Regions from separate parts of the Homo sapiens genome. Here region 1 is linked to region 2. Evidence: read pairs that join two places in POLR2A ChIA-PET (ENCODE). Cell type or tissue: MCF 10A. All regions are shown on one strand. Each heading gives the region's core, and the rest is flanking DNA. Links, peaks and the distances in the headings are about the cores only. Region 1 has its middle 21 kb from the start of IFNGR1. Region 2 overlaps LINC02539 (long intergenic non-protein coding RNA 2539).

Region 1 (2,917 bases), core at 122-2,621, 490 kb after region 2:
AAAAAAAAAAAAAAAAAGGCAGAGCTCTTATCTGAATCTTATCTCTAATAAGGCCAGTGGTGACTCCTCATCTGGACTGTGAACAAAGGCAAAGTTGATTCTGGTATGTCCTCATTTCAACACACAGGTATTCCCAGCACAGAGCTGGTACATTCCATTTTGCTTTAATCTTTTTTTTTTTCTATTTTGCTCCCTTGTGGGATCCAACGAGCTGGTAAATTCTAGCAAACACAGAGCAATAGCAATTGTCACAGCCAGTCAGGATAATCTACAAGCAAAAAGAACTTCCAGGAAGCCAACATAATTCTCTATAAAAACCCTCAAATATTTGACTAATGTACCATAGACACTGTACAAATAAGCACAGTCCCGCATTGCTGTCTCTGGCTAGATACAGAACTCTTTCATTGCCAGTTAGCAATGAACACTAAAAGTGAATATAACGCAATGTGTGTCCCACATCCTGATCAGCCATTTCTAATAGGCAGTACAGGAGTACTAAGAGAAAGACTAGGTTAAGGAACATTCTTTTCTGGTTTTGAAAAATCATAACCAGAAAAGCAACTCATGTCCTAGGGATAATGAGTCAATAGTAAAGACTTTTTCAGTGGCAGATAGAACATTTATTTGGGGCATCTTTCCAAAATCTAAAGTTCATATCTTCTGGAATGTCAAAGTTAATGGAACTTGAATAAGAGCCTTTGTCGCCTCTCTTTCTTGATAACTATGGCTGATGTTTTTGAAAAGTTATCCCTAAATATATCCTTGTATAAAATAATAGAGAATAAAGCCATTATCCAGTTTTTGATAAAGAAACATCTAGTATAAGGGTTAAAGGGTTCACTTTAGAGACAAAGTGAAGGAAATAAGTCATGTTGCATACGCTAGTCTCTATAATAAGAACAGGCTGCCAATCTGAAGCATTTCTATTCGAAACAAAAAGTACAGCTGAACAACAATTCAGAAACATGCCAGTTTTTCTCAATACCCAGAAATTTCTGTTTGAAACCATACTTTAAGTTATTCAAAAATGTTGTGCTGGCCGGATGCGGTGGCTTACGCCTGTAGTCCCAGCATTTTGGGAGGCCGAGGCGAGCGGATCACCTGAGGTCAGGAGCTAAGAGACCAGCCTGGTCAACATGATGAAACCCCACCTCTACTAAAAATACAAAAATTAGCTGGGTGTGGGGGAACGTGCCTGTAATCCCAGCTACTCGGGAGGCTGAAGCAGGAGAATGGCTTGACCTGGGAGGCGGAGGTTGCACTGAGCTGAGATCGCGCCATTGCACTCCAGCCTGGGTAGTAGAGTAAGACTCTGCCTCAATTAAAAAAAAAAATTTTGTACTCCAGCTGGGCTCAGTGGCTCATCCCTGTAATCCCAACATTCTGGGAGGCCGAGGTGGGAGGATCATTTGAGGCTAGGGGTTCAAGACCAGCCTGGGCAACAAAGTGAGATCCACTCTCTACCAAATTTTTTTTTTTTTAATTAGCCAGGCATGGTGATGCATGCCTGTAGAAGCAGTTACTCAAGAGGCTGAGGCAGGAGGATTGCTAGCCAGGCATGGTGATGCATGCCTATAGTTACTCAAGAGGCAGAAGCAGGAGGATTACTTGAGCCCAGAAATTTGAGCCTGCAGCAAGCCATGATTGCACCACTGCACTCCAGCCTGGGCAGCAGAAGGTGACTCTGTCTCAAAAAAGAAAAAAAAAGCGTTCCTTGGAACAACAGAGAAACTTTCTTGTAATGTCAGCATAAAATAAAGCACATGGTGTAACTTCCCCTCAACCAAACCACAAACAATTACAGCATAAACATCCATGTCTTTATAAAGCAACAACTAAAAATGTTACATTCAAAGTTAGGACTATGGAAAAAGGGACAATTTTTTAAATGCAGCTTGATGTATTTTATGGTATGGAATATCTCTTCCTGTAAGTTATCAAAATATGAAATACCATTTATTTATGTGCAAGCTGCTATACTGCATTACATGGGTTAGCTCATTCATTCTTCCCAAAATCCTGTGGAAAAATTATTATTATTATCATCCACCTTTTACAAGTGAGGAAAATAAGGCATAGAGAATCAGTTTCATGGCTTATAAATGAATAAGCCAAAATTCAAAACCATGGCTGTCTGACTCCAGAATTAAAGCTCTATTTTTTTTTTTTTTTAGCAAATTGTCTTTCCCTATAGCTATGGATATTTCCAAAAGAAGAGGCTTGAAGGCCTTTGCTCTTTTCTATATATATTCTTTCATTTATTTTACCTATTGCTTTTAAAAACACTTCCCCAAAATGAGTATGTTAGAATTAGAACATTGCCTACCTGTAAGACTTTATGACTGGTGCTGTTTGACACATCCTACACTACTCCTCCATGTATGCATCATGTATCCTTAATTTCTTCCTCTCTCTTTTTTTTTCTTTTGAGGTCTCGCTCTGTCGCCTAGGCTAGGGTGCAGTGGCACGATCTCAGCTCACTGCTGCAGCCTCTGCCTCCTGAGCTCAAGTGATCCTCTCATCTCAGCCTCCAAAATAGCTGGAACTACAGGCCCATGCCCAGCTATTTTTTGTAGAGATGGGGTTTCACCATGTTGCCCAGGCTGGTCTCGAACTCCTGAGCTCAAGTGATATGCCTGCCTTGGCCTCCTAAAGTGCTGTGATTACAGGCATGAGCCATATATCCTTAACTTCTGAGAATTTTTATTTTGAATACCATGCTCTCAATTCATAACAGGTAGTATATAAGTTTAGGTAGGCATTTAATTTATTTTGTCGTCAGATTTTTTAATCCTAGAAATAAGTACATTTAAATGCTCTCTGATCTACCCTGTACAATTCCATGAGTCTACAAATAGGCCTAAATGCCATTATATTATCTATTATGCCCCAAACAGCTCCTTCCCAATGTCCC
Region 2 (2,917 bases), core at 278-2,777:
GTTCTACCCATTTTATAAGACTTTTGTAAGGATAAAATAAAAGAATACATATGCAAATTACTGAAAAACCTGTCACTGTTGTTATTACTAGTATTATTGTGAAAGAAGCTGTAGATTTATGTCAGCCCCAGACAGGAGTTGACAGAACCTTCGAGTTGCACAAGGCCTGCTGGAGCACTTCAGAGAATTCCAAATGAATCTTGATTGCATTGTGGAATGTACAGCACTGGGGCCCTGGGGACCAGCATGGAATGTGAGTAAAGACAAGATAGGTTCTATCATCCTCCAGACCTGCAGATGTGTGTTCAAATCCTGACTCCATGGGGCTTGACTCTATCCCATCTGGAAAAATGGAAATAAAAGTGCCTACCTTACTGGTTTATTGTGAGGACTATTTGAGATAATGTATTTAAAGAACTAGCACAGTGCACGGCACATAGTGGGCACTCACTAAATATTAGCTCTTAATATAGTTATGAAAACTAAACCCAATGGGGAGAAAATGCAAGGCCATCTTGGTAATACAACTGTATGTATTATGAGGTAGCCAGGTCTCTCAGCCCAAAAGACCATATTCCAGGGCCAGGCATGGTGGCTCACGCCTGTAATCCCAGCACTTTGGGAGGCTGAGCTGGGTGGATGACTTCAGGCCAGGAGTTCGAGACTAGCCTGGCCAAAATGGCAAAACCCCCATCTTTACTAAAAATGCAAAAATTAGCTGGGTATGGTGGCACACACCTGTGGTCCCAGCTACTCAGGAGGCTGAGGCATGATAATTACTGGAACCTGGGAGGTGAAGGTTGCAGTAAGCTGAGATTTTGCCACTGCACTCTAGCCTGGGTGACAGAGCAAGAAAAAAAAAAAAAGACCATATTCCAGTGCTGCTGCTCTGAGAGAGCAGGAGCAGTTAGACTCACTGACCTCCCACGTTGCTTCCAAATGAGATTTTAATGTCAGCACAAAGCAAACGCATCTAGTCAGTTGCCAGCAACCAGGGCTGTTTTCCCCAGACTTCCCTTATGACTGACAGCTACACCATTCATTTCTTTGCTATGACCTACCTTGTAATTATGAAGCAACACTTTCTGGAATTCCCTAGCAGGCAGAGCACTAACAATAGAAAAATTGAAATTAAATGGAGATCAGTCCACAGAGCTCTTCATTTTCCCTTGGATTATGTGACAGTGGAATCAAGCCTAAACTAGACAATGCATGACAACACAATGAGCTCTGCACTAACAAACGCCAGATAAGCTCCAGCAGTCTGCTTTCGGTGGGTGGAAGTTCCAGGCTTGCAAAACCCTGTAGATAATAGAAGCAACAACTGGAGCACAATTGCTGACCCAGTTGCCAAATCTGATGCCATGTCATGGGGCTGGAATGCAGCTCAGTGCCATGCTGGACAGACTTTTCTCTTATACTACATGCTGATCAGAAGTTATTCACCCGGGCTGCATGTCTTCTTGCACATTACATGAACTAACACTTTGCCCGTTCATCTTGACAGCACAAGAGATACAGATGGGCAGGGTGTCCTTAAACATGCCTGCCTGTTCCTGTGATAGTTAAGTGATTGACTCAACAAAAATGGAAGAGAATTTGCTCAACTTTGATCCTTCTCTCTTCACTGGGTTTATGCAGGCTAGGTGGGTCACAGGACAGGTGAGGAAATGTGAGGGTGAGGCATTTCAATGTTATCTGATAGCACCAGTTGCCTCTCTTGACATTCCTTGCTAGCAAATATGAAAAATGCAATACCCTATATGAATATGCCTAATATGTCATTTTCCCCTAAGAAGGGAGAAGTGAGACTCTAACTATTATTATTAATTTTTCCAATGGAAATCCTCACTATGATTGCAGGATAATGCATCATCCATTTTGTAGACAACTTATTTTTTCTGATTTGATGTAAACTTTTGACTTTCTGCCCTTCTCTGCCCAGTTACTTCTAATTCTGAAGACTTTTTTCTCACATTCTTTCATGGTTTCAGTCTCTGCGGCCCTGACATCCTTTCCATATAATTCACCGCCAGATTTCCTGGTGACTTCCAGATTCGTAATCTTCTGGTGTCTTCCATTTGGATGAGCTCTGTCTCAGCCACTCCCCAGGAGGCCACACCTTATGCTTGGTCACAACTCAGATCGACTCCACTTTCAGGACGGCACATTCGGAAATCCCTTCCTTTTCTGGCTCCCTCCTTCCCTCTTTCTGCTTTGCATTTCATCTTAACTGAGACCTCTACTGCATGACTTTTATCTGGTCACCTACTCCGCCAATGCATTTGGTTTCATTCTTCTGCATCAGTCTGAACTCATTGGTCCATCATTCAGTTCAGGATCACCTACAATCCTCTTCTGTGATCTCTCTCAAATCTGTCTTTCCTTCCATTCCTGCAGGTGCTCTCTAAGACACTTGCAAGGATCTCCCACCCAGTCTCCTTATCTTCCAATCTGCTCTACTCTAATCTATATTAGTTACCCCTTCTAGGAGGATCATCCTGCTTTTAAAATGCCAATAAAGCTTTTCCAACTCTTATCCTCCAAACCCCTTCTACTTCTCCCTCCAAGTCTCGCTCCAGCTCTTTCCTCTCCTTTGAAATGCTCTTTCTCATCTCTGCCTGAAAAATACCATCTGTTCTTTCTAAAGACCATTTCCAATAGCATCTCCAGATTCCTCAAACTTTACTTGACCCCTTCTTGGTGTTATATGTCCATGCTAGCTATAGTGGTTTATATATTTGTTTTATCTTCTCTGCAGTGTGATCAGTGGAAGGTTCATGAGCTCTGGATTTAGAGAGAGATCTGGTTTAAGTTATCAGTATTTACCAGTTGTGTGATCTCAGGCAAGTCACTCCATTTCGCAAAGACTAAATTTCCCCATCTGTATAAAGGGATGATGCTATCTATCTCATGG

Evidence for each region. ChIA-PET counts read pairs that join two places held together with the same protein. Peaks named below come from ENCODE experiments on the same cell type or tissue, not always from the same donor. Only the 100,000 strongest peaks of a DNase experiment are listed, where the experiment ranks them.
Region 1: POLR2A ChIA-PET joins it to region 2 with 5 read pairs; 1 of 35 experiments calls an interaction of 5 or more read pairs at or near these places.

What each region holds. Positions count from the first base shown.
Region 1 is chr6:137,239,112-137,242,028 of GRCh38, reverse strand. No RefSeq gene overlaps it. Among named protein-coding and RNA genes, the nearest start is that of IFNGR1, 21 kb to the right of the region's middle. In MCF 10A, for the core only: no CTCF peak of the experiment used is centred there; DNase peaks (open chromatin) are centred at 288 and 1,608.
Region 2 is chr6:137,727,321-137,730,237 of GRCh38, reverse strand. It overlaps LINC02539 (long intergenic non-protein coding RNA 2539), which reads left to right. Exons shown (of 2, transcript NR_121619.1): 2 at 1-68. Among named protein-coding and RNA genes, the nearest start is that of LINC02539, 10 kb to the left of the region's middle. In MCF 10A, for the core only: no CTCF peak of the experiment used is centred there; a DNase peak (open chromatin) is centred at 1,307.